2 separate regions of the Homo sapiens genome follow, and region 2 is linked to region 1. Evidence: chromatin loops called from intact Hi-C (ENCODE). Cell type or tissue: A673. All regions are shown on one strand.

Evidence for each region. Peaks named below come from ENCODE experiments on the same cell type or tissue, not always from the same donor. Only the 100,000 strongest peaks of a DNase experiment are listed, where the experiment ranks them.
Region 2: it touches region 1 in a loop (2.3-fold over the local background); 3 of 110 quality-filtered maps call a loop at or near these places.

The regions. Positions count from the first base shown.
Region 1 is chr5:113,691,181-113,696,180 of GRCh38, reverse strand. LOC107986441 (a long non-coding RNA gene) reads right to left here. Exons shown (of 3, transcript XR_001742841.1): 3 at 854-1,102. Among named protein-coding and RNA genes, the nearest start is that of YTHDC2, 180 kb to the right of the region's middle. In A673, no CTCF peak of the experiment used is centred here; a DNase peak (open chromatin) is centred at 2,790; H3K27me3 peaks cover 2,059 bases.
Region 2 is chr5:114,091,938-114,096,937 of GRCh38, reverse strand. It overlaps a transcript of KCNN2 not described here. Among named protein-coding and RNA genes, the nearest start is that of KCNN2, 270 kb to the left of the region's middle. In A673, no CTCF peak of the experiment used is centred here; no DNase peak of the experiment used is centred here.

The sequences.
Region 1 (5,000 bases):
TTTTTTGAAACATTTTAAACTTCCTAAGATATAGGCTCTCAAACTCTCCTCCAATTCCCTCCTGAATACTCATGAGGGGTATGACCCAATCCTATCTATTCAAGAGCACACATAGAACTGATTCGCAAATTGCCCTCTCTGTGAGCATGTGAATAGAGGAGATAAGTGGTAAGTTGCCCCCCATTGTTTCCTCCCCATTTGTAGGCACCTGTGGGACATAATTTCTTAGGAAGAACAGATCAATGATTTAAAGCACTCCTAAAAGCTTGATGGTTCAGCCATCTTTTTTCCATTAGGAAAGAACTTGCTGACATCCATCCAAGTCATTGGGAAACAAGGACAAATTACATTCCATTATCACTTTTCTTCAGCTTCCATCCACCACCCCATGCATACTTTGACCAAGAGCCTGCTGAGGAAACCAGACATGACAGTAAACCAAATCAAAGTACTGTAGACATCTTTACTTCTTCCAGGCCACATGATTTTATTCCTAAACAAAACCTCACATTACACCAAAACCAGAGCTTGCTTTAAAAGGGCAAGATACTGTAAATCACTAGAAAGTAAATACCATTTTTGCAACTTAGCAGCATAAACAATGTAATACATATAAATAAGACAAAAACGTCCTGTGACATAAATCCTGCTACTGGACACAACCTTGAAAGGATCCTTGGGAGTCACAGCATAACTGGATCTGACAGCCTGCACTCAACATTTACATGCTATGAAATTGGCTTTCTGAAGAATTATGAATAATTCTTCTAATAATTATTCTAAATAAAATCATTTCCCTGCTGATTGGAGCTCAAAAAGGAGAGGAGAGACTTTAAATTGAACTCACCTTGGAATGAAAATTATTCACCTTTTCTGCTTTTAGTGAAGCAAAGGAGTAGCAGACAGTAAAGAAAAGTGAGGTGTGGCCATCAAGATGACTGCAGGATGTTGGAGAAATGTCATAAGACTAATGCCTGTTCATTTATCAAAAAGTCTTTCCCACGGGGTCTTCACCATCAAAATGGGCAGATGCAGTCAGTCTGATTTAAAGTCACGTTTTAGTCTCTGGATCTGCAAATCCTAGTTCCAGCATTTTCACTCCCTGTGGGCCAATATTTTCACTTTTTATCAGAACAGTAGCTTATGCTTTGGCTCTCCTGCTTCTCTTCTCCCCACCCCTCCCTTCTCACTCATAATTCAGAAAAATCACACCTTTATTGAGGATATGCTACATGCCGAAAAGTACATCTCCTACTCTTCCTGACTATTCCACAGACACACATTCCTGCAGTAGGACCAACTGGGGTGACTCCAGTTGCCTAGATTCAGTGGCATCCAAACTATGAAAGAGAACTGGAGGAGAATGTAGTGGTATTCCTTCACGCTAAAAATGAGGTTTGTACATGTGCTTACATATTCATATTTATGCCTGCAAACAAATATGTATATGTATGCAAATACACATAAACACATAAAAATAACCACAATTATTTTCTTTTCCTCTCCTTCTCCTAGAAGACTATGGAATGCAGCCAGCCCTGCCCAAATACCATTTCAGAACTTTTTTTTGCTTTTTTGTGTGGCATCTTTTTCCCTTCAGCATTACCCTTGATGCTCATCTTGCCCAGATTTCAACTGTATAGAAATGTTAGGGAAGAAATAACATTTTATAATGTACTGTAATTTGAGACCATGAATATGCACTGTTGGTTTCCCTTGAGTAATGTATAACTAACCCAAACAGCATCTCTAACATTGAAGACTCAGCAACTAAAGGCATCTGAAAACATGCAAACACTAGGGTTAATAGTCTGCTAGCAGGCTTTACTAATTCAACCAAAATTACTTTTATAGATTATTAGCAACTTTAGGAATTGCACTAAACTATTGTACTCTGCTCATTTTAGTTCAATCTTTTAAATGTCCAAGTTTTTCTGATGGAAAATCATCTCATTGATCTGTCAGGGGTTAATTATTCAAAGTGCTAATGACAGTTGTCAGCCAGACCAAGGCTCATTTTGCTTTGGCCTTCATTCGTAAGAGCTTGGAAAAATGACAGATTTTAAAGACAAAAACTTCCTAGGCCGGCAGTGTGAAAAGACTGCAGATTGAAGATCTGTCTTTCCAGCACCACTCATACTCAACACCCAGAATTGTGGAAACTTCCCAGTAAGTCTTCCTAGACTTTTATCTGCCTTAGAAGAAAAATATTAGTGTTGTGGCTGATAAGCCTTAAACAGCTCAGCCTCAACCCGATTGCCACACTAAAGGGCACATTGCCGCACTAAAGGGACAATTTGGCAAGCTTCCTGTCCAGGGTCCAGATGGATAAACACGACAAAACACCAACAGTACACACACACTCACACACTTACACACCCAGCTATATTTTCAAGAGACATAAACACTATCCAAACAGATCATTTCTAACCACATGTTGGGCTGCAGGCTTATTTAGCCTTTGTTCCATTGAATTTCAGATGTTCTTCAATTCGGCTGCTTTTCTATCAAACGGGAAGAAAACTACTTAGCCCCATATTGCTTGACAGGATTGGAGTGGAGAATGTTCTGTTTGGTTTTATTGCATTGCAAAATTACACATAAAAGGCTGATTATTTTTATTAGAAAAGAATGGGTTACCAATAAGCTTTTAAAGAAACAAAAGCAAGCAAATGGGGTGAGTCTCCTCAGTATGTCATGAATGTTTTCTAGAGGCAAGGAAATTCACAGCAAGGAGGCAGAAGAGCTTGAATTGTTGAAGCAGGATTAATGCGCTCAGGCCAACTGAGAAACCCCAGGGGGGACGCGTGGGGTTTTTCCACTGGCTGCCTGAATACCAAGCAGGAACACCGCTGCCCTTTACGTTACCACCCTCCCGTTTTCATCCCGATGTTTCCTGTTGATTTTCTAACAGCTTAAATGTTTAAAAACAACTGCGTCCTCTGAAACATTTTAGCTACCAACAGGTGAATGTTATTAGTTAGACCTAAATAAGCGGGGTGGGGGAGAGGTGTTCTTCCCTTCCTCTGTATGAAACGAGGCTTTCCTGAATCGGAAATAAAGTAAAAATGGAAATCTGCGGGTACCCTGGTTACCTGGCAACCCAAACCCATGGGCTGCGTCTATTGGCATCCTAATGTCCCCCAGCATGAAAGATGCTGTCGGAAGGGATTCCTTTTATGTGGAGCCTCTTTACTCTCGTCCATTCATTTATCCCCAATTATTTGGTTTCCAAGTCAGTAACCCAGATTTCTGAGGGCTCTAATGCTTGTCTCTGTAGGGAAGGAGGCTTCCACTAGGGAATTTACTATAACACCTTTTAAAAGGAATCAGTGTTTTGCAACCCCCCGGGAACATTTGTGTTAAAAGGAAAAAACAAGGAGGGGGCTCTGGGGGAAGACTGCTTCTGGCTGCCCCGCAGTTCCTTCCCCATTGCTCTATGGAATGTGCAGGTCTTTCCTATTTCCTCAGGACCTCACTGCCTGAGGCTTCACTTGGAGAACTGCCTGTCACACTGCAGAGTCATCTATAAATAATCAGCCCAAATTGGCAACTGCCTGGAATGACAGTAAGGGAGAAATAACGCATTCCACACTGGCCCCACCCCCAACCCAGGCAAACCCCTGATACTTATTGTCAGTTCCATTACTGGGTCTAGAAATAATTCTAGGATTGTTTTGACATCGTTGTTTTGATTTGCAACGTTATGAAAAAATCTGGACACTACTGAAGAGACACGTGCTCAATTCCAAAGCAGAAAACTTCAAAAAATTAACATTTTGCCCTCCTCTGAAGAAAAATGCTATATTAGCTCACTAGATTTTTAGAGTAAGTATCAATGATTCTCGTAGTGATTCTGTTCATCCCTAACTAATCAAAACAAGTTTATCTGCTCTGTGTCTTTTAAAAACTTAATTCTCTCAAGGCCTTGTCCATTCTACTAGTTGTTTGTATTTCTATCAGAGGCTTTAAATTGTCAAAGAAAATCAAATTTCAATGTTTTTCCTATTTGTCAGCACCTTTTTGAAAAATTTTATGAAGGATAAGAATTTTAACTATAGGTATTACAATATAGAAAGAATAGTTAAATCCCTATAACCTAATTAATTCAACAAAATAGGTTGAGAAATTAGCAGATGTAACACCCTGCTAAAATACGTGTGTGTGTGTGTGTGTGTGTGTGTGTGTGTGTGTGTGTGTGTTGCAAAGATGAATACAGTACAGTCTGTTCTTTGAGAACTTACATTCTAAAGAGAAATATATAATGCATATGCTTTACCAGGAAATAATAATGTATGTGCTCTCCAAGGAAAATATACTAAGTACCAAAAAAGACATGAGCAATGGGAACTTTTTGAGATATAGTCATTTCCAGCTCTGGCAATGGAAAAAGCCACAAAGGCTTCAGGAGAAATGGAGAAAAAAATAGCTTTTGATCTAGTCCAATGGCTGGGTAGAATTTTGATACACAGAGATGGAAAGGACATTACAGATTAAAGAAATGGAGTGACCAAAAGCATGGGGTGGGAAGGTGCTGGAAACATTCAAGAATTGGTCAATGGTCCAGTTTAGTCAATGCACAGGATACACTGTTGTCCATTTCAACTGTGGTGTATCAATCAATCTATAATGCTGCCTTCTATAATTCATTCACTCATTTATTCAACAGATATTTACTGGATGCAACAAATATTTAAGTCTCTTTTTGGCAGAGACTTGAGAGGATTTAAAAGAACAATAATAAACAAGTGATTCTCAATTTTTCACAAGGCCTTTTGCCAAAGTTGTTGTTCACAAATTGCCACTCCTCCTTTAAGATTATAATAATATCACAGTTGATGTTGCTAAAAAAAATTCCTGTGCATGTTTAATGTGACTTATTCATGAAGAAACTGCATTATTCCAAGGGCAGGCAACACAACAGCTTGTTGGAAGAAACCGGTTCAAAGCACAAAGCATCAATACATAAAACACTCATACCATTACAACATCCCAACTAC
Region 2 (5,000 bases), 400 kb before region 1:
AGCAGAACTTGCTCCACTGGAGTAATGGAAAGATTAAGTGGGATATGGTAGGTTTAGTTACAGTAGCTATTATTCTGGCCATCCTCTAAAAGATTACAGATGAATACTCTGTCTCCTTGAGCCATCTTTCCTTTGTTTGCATGGTTGTCAATTAGGATGGTAGATCACCAGGGTTTCTGTGGCAGAGTCTCCAGGACTTTCCAGTGAGAAATGAAGCCTGTGGGGAAGAGAAGTTATGCAGGGAAGAGAAAGTCTGCAGGAAAGAGTGGAACACAGGAGGAGTACCACGAGGGAGAGAGGGACCTTCCTGGGGCTACAGTGAGATTTCCCACATCTGTGGGAGGTGAGTAAGAACTTCAAATCCAGGCCTGGATTCTGCACCATAGCGCCTGACAGAGACAGGAGAGGAGAATGATACCACATGGAATGACTCTGTGATGTACAGGTCATGAGTATATAGCTTGGTTTCAAGTCTCTTCACTATCTAGATAGTGCAAGTCCTTATTTCAATTGTATTATGTAATAGAACTTGTAAATTGAGATTGTATTACCAAATAAGCCAGGGATCCAGTGTAGCATGGTCAAAGTTAGTGTATAGTTGTTTTAACTGTCTTTAACCTCCAAACCATGGCCTCCATATACGAATAGATTGCTGTCTTGATATTATGTGTTAAGCAGTTTAAATGCCTGATCTCACTGAAACGTTAAAATAATCCTTAGGAAAAGGTACTCATGCTGGGTAGTAGTTGAGATTCATAGCCAATATCACAGAACCTAGAGAGCTGGAGAATCACAGTTTGAATACAAATCTATTTGACTGCTGCTGAGCCTGGCTCTCTGACATTAAGTTACACTGCTCCTGGACAGTGATCTCAACCTGTGGACTCAGTCCCCAGGGGACTTCAAGGTATGGCAAAGGATCTATAGATCCATAGGTGCATTTTCTATAGGCCAGATAGATGACATAGCCTGTTTTTAAATAAATGTAATACTGATATGCTTGAAAAAAGACAGACTGGCATATATAAATGTAAACTTAAATATCCTGGACAACTGGACTATTCTCAGCACAGTGTACAAAGGATACAGCAGGTGCATATATGGAGTCCAATTTGGAAGTCAAAAAAAATTATTGGGGGACACAAGGAGATATGTCTAAGGCAAGTAGACTACAGCAGGGAGAGGAGTCCCATCCTAGGAAAGACGAGCTAAAAGGAGTTAGGTAGGCCAAGCCCTAGAGGAAGCCTGCTGTACTAAGCAGAGAAACAAGGTAGAAAATGCAAATAAGAAAATTAAGGCCAACTGAATGGTGCTTAAAAACATGCTCCCTGGAACAATCAGAATTGAATCTTGGTTCTGCCATTTGCTCTGTGACTCCAGGCAACCTTGTTAAATGGAACCTTTTATGATATAATTTGTAATTCCACTGTGATGCCAAATCTCTCCCAGGATCCAGTGAGATGAGGTTATAATCTGCCTTCGTTTTAAGTCCAAGTTACCTTCTTCTCCTGAGGCTCATAGGGATGTCTGAGCATTAAATGAGATAATATGAATTAAACATTTAGCACAATGCCTGGCAAATCTTCCTCTAAGCCTTGTTGGGAAGTTTAAAAGAGATAAGGCACAGTGCCAGAAACCTCACAAGTGCTCAGCAAAATGATAGTTATTATTATTAAGCAGGTATTTATTTAGCCAAATTCTGCTTCCTCTCTCTCCCTGAAACACAGTGATGTTCTGTGTCCAGGCCCACCTAGAGACAACAGATGTAAATGAAATTACCACAAACATAGTAGTTTAAAACAACACTGTTATAAAGATACCCCAAAAACAACAGATGTGGTTAGAGAAAAGAAGCTGCTTCATATTCTTCACTCTCTACTCTAGAAGACAGGCTGGAATCAGGCCTCATGCATATTGCATATAAAATAAGACAATATTTAAAGCAGTAGTAAAGAACAACAGCCATAAGATAAAGCAGTTGATAGAGAAAATTATCATATAAAAATATATAATAGAAAACCAATATTATATAAAAGCAGGATTGAATTATAAGAAAGCATTGAGTACTCCATTGTATGGTCATCAAAAAATAGTCAATAATGAGGACCCTAAGTTTCCAAGCAAATAGATGACATTAGGAGAGTTCTGATTCAGAGAGCAAAGCAGGGAAGTATGCAACAGATCTTAGAAGGATTTCAATCTTATAATTGTCAAAATAGGTTTTTATAAACCGGTTTTGGTACTTAAAGTGTTTCTTCGGAATTCACTTATGAAGCAGCTGTCTCCAGCAAAGCTAAATTCAGGAGGTGTTACTGTATTTAACCTTTGAAAAATCACTTTACTTGTTCCTTTTCTTTTCTTATTGTTCACAAAGCATGGAAGTAGTTTTTCCCCTAAATCCTAAGCCCAATTATCTGCCATTTGGTCTTCCAGAATGGCAGGACACTGTCTAGGGACATGAAGGCCAGCCAACACATGTTTAAACAAAGAAGAAGAATCCTTTCTTCTACCCTGACTAGACAACTACAGAGTCTTTCGAAAGATTCTGCAATGGTATAAGCTGAGATGCTCAGCTTGGATCCTTCTCAACAATTTTCAGATTTAAAATGCTCAGGTCTGGTGGGGTAAGTGTGGTTCTACAGATAATCTATTCTGTGCTGAAGACCTGAAAAAAACAGAATCTGGCCTTGAGGGAGCAGGGCAGGTAAAGAGTGTCACAAAACAGCTACACAGATATCCATCTGCTAGGGTGCAAGCAGGAAAGTTACACAGTCAGACAGCAAACTCTCTTTGGAAACAAAAACAAGGTCACCCATAAATAAGGCAAAACAAAAAAAGCAAACAAAAAACAACCCAAACAAACAAATATATTTATTCTTAAGTAGCATGTTACTTGGCAGGTGGAATGTTTAGCTGAAATGAGAACAGGTTTTAATCAAGTCTCCCACACTATATATACATAGATTGGTTCCTTAACCTTACAGAGTCTCAGTTTTTCACCTATAAACTGAGGTGAGAATATCTGTAACAGGGAAAATTCTTTAGGTTGTACTATGGTTAGGCTTTATGTCCCCACCCAAATCTCATCTTGAATTACAATCCCTATAATCCCCACTTGTCAAGGGAGAGACCAGGTGGAGGTAATTGGATCATGGGGGTGGTTTTCCACATGCTGTTCTTGTGATAATAAGTGAGTTCTCACAAGAGTCAATGGTTATATAAGAGTTTGGTATTTCCTCCTGCATTCATTCTCCTTCCTGTCACCTTATGAAGAAGGTGCCTTGTTTCCCCCTCACCTTCCGCCAGGAATGTAAGTTTCCTGAGACTTCCCCTGCCATGCTGAACTGTCAGTTAATTAAACCTCTTTCTTTTATAAATTACCCAGACTTGGGCAGTTTTTTATAGCAGTATGGAAATGGAGTAATACAGTAAATTGGTACTGGGAGTGGGGCACTGTTAAAAACATACCCAAAAATGTGAAAATGTGAAAACAACTTTGGAACTGGATAACAGGCAGAGGCTGGAACAGTTTGGAGGGCTCAGAAGAAGACAGGAAGATGTGGGAAAGTTTGGAGCTTCCTAGAGACTTGTTGAATGGTTTTGACCAAAATGCTGATAGTGAGATGGACAATGAAGTCCAGGCTGAGGTGGTCTCAGATGGAGGTGAGGAACTCATTGGGAACTGAATCAAAGGTCACTCTTGCTATGCTTTAGTAAAGAGACTGGTGGCAGTTTGCCTCTGCCCTAGAGATCTTGAGCAGAGAGAGAACTTGAACTTGAGAGAGTTCAACGTTGAACTTGAGAGAGATGATCTGAAATTGGAACTTATGTTTAAAAGGAAAGGAGAGCATAAAAGCTTGGAAAATCTGCATCCTGACAATGTGACAGAAAAGAAAAACCCATTTTCTAGGGAGAAATTCAAGCAGCTGCAGAAATTTGCATAAGTAACAAGGAGCCAAATGTTAATCACCAAGACAATGGAGAAAATGTCTCTAAGGCATGTCAGAGGTCTTCACGGCAGCCCTTCCAATCACAAGCCTGGAGGCCCAGGAAGAAAAAATAGTTTCATGGGCCAGGCCCAAGGCCTTGCTGCTTTGTGCGGTCTCGAGATTTGGTGTCCTGCAACCCAGCCATGGCTAAAGGGGGCCAACTTACTGCTCAGGCCATTGCTTCAGAGCAGGCAAGCCCTAAGCCTTGGTGGCTTACAAGTGGTGTTGGGCCTGTGGGTGCAAAGGATTCAAGAATTGAGGTTTGGGAACATCTGCTGAGATTTCAGAGGATGTAAGGAAATGCCTGATGTCCAGGCAGAAGTGTGATGCAGGGATGGAGCCCTCATGGAGAAACTCTGCTAGGGTGGTGCAGAAGGAAAATGTGGGGTCAGAGCCCCCACAGAAAGTCCCCACAGGGGCACTGCCTAGTAGATCTGTGAGAAGAAGAGGGCCACTGTCCTCCAGATCCCAGAATGACAGATCCATTGACAGCTTGCACCATGTACCTGGAAAAGCCACAGAAAATCAACAACAGCCTGGCCGTGAAAGCAGCTGGGAGTGGAACTGTACCCTTCAGAGCCACAGGGGCTGAGCTGCCCAAGGCCATGGGAGCCCACCTCTTGTATCAGCATGACCTGGATGTGAGACATGGAGTCAAAGGACATCATTTTGGAACTTTAAGATTTAATGACTACCCAGCCAGATTTTAGACTTTCATGGGACCTGTAGCCCCTTTGTTAAGGCTAATTTCTCCAATCTGAAACAGGAGCATTTACCCAATGCCTGTACCCACCCCCGCTCAATTATATCTTGTAAGTAACTAACTGGCTTTTGATTTTACAGGCTCTTAGGTAGAAGAGACTTGCCTTGTCTCAGATAGACTTGGACTTTTGGGTTAACGCTGGAATGAATTAAGACTTTAGGAAACTGTTAGGAAGGCATGATTGGTTTTAAAATGTGAAAGAAACATGAGATTTGGAAGGGGCCAGGGGCAGAATGATATGGTTAGGC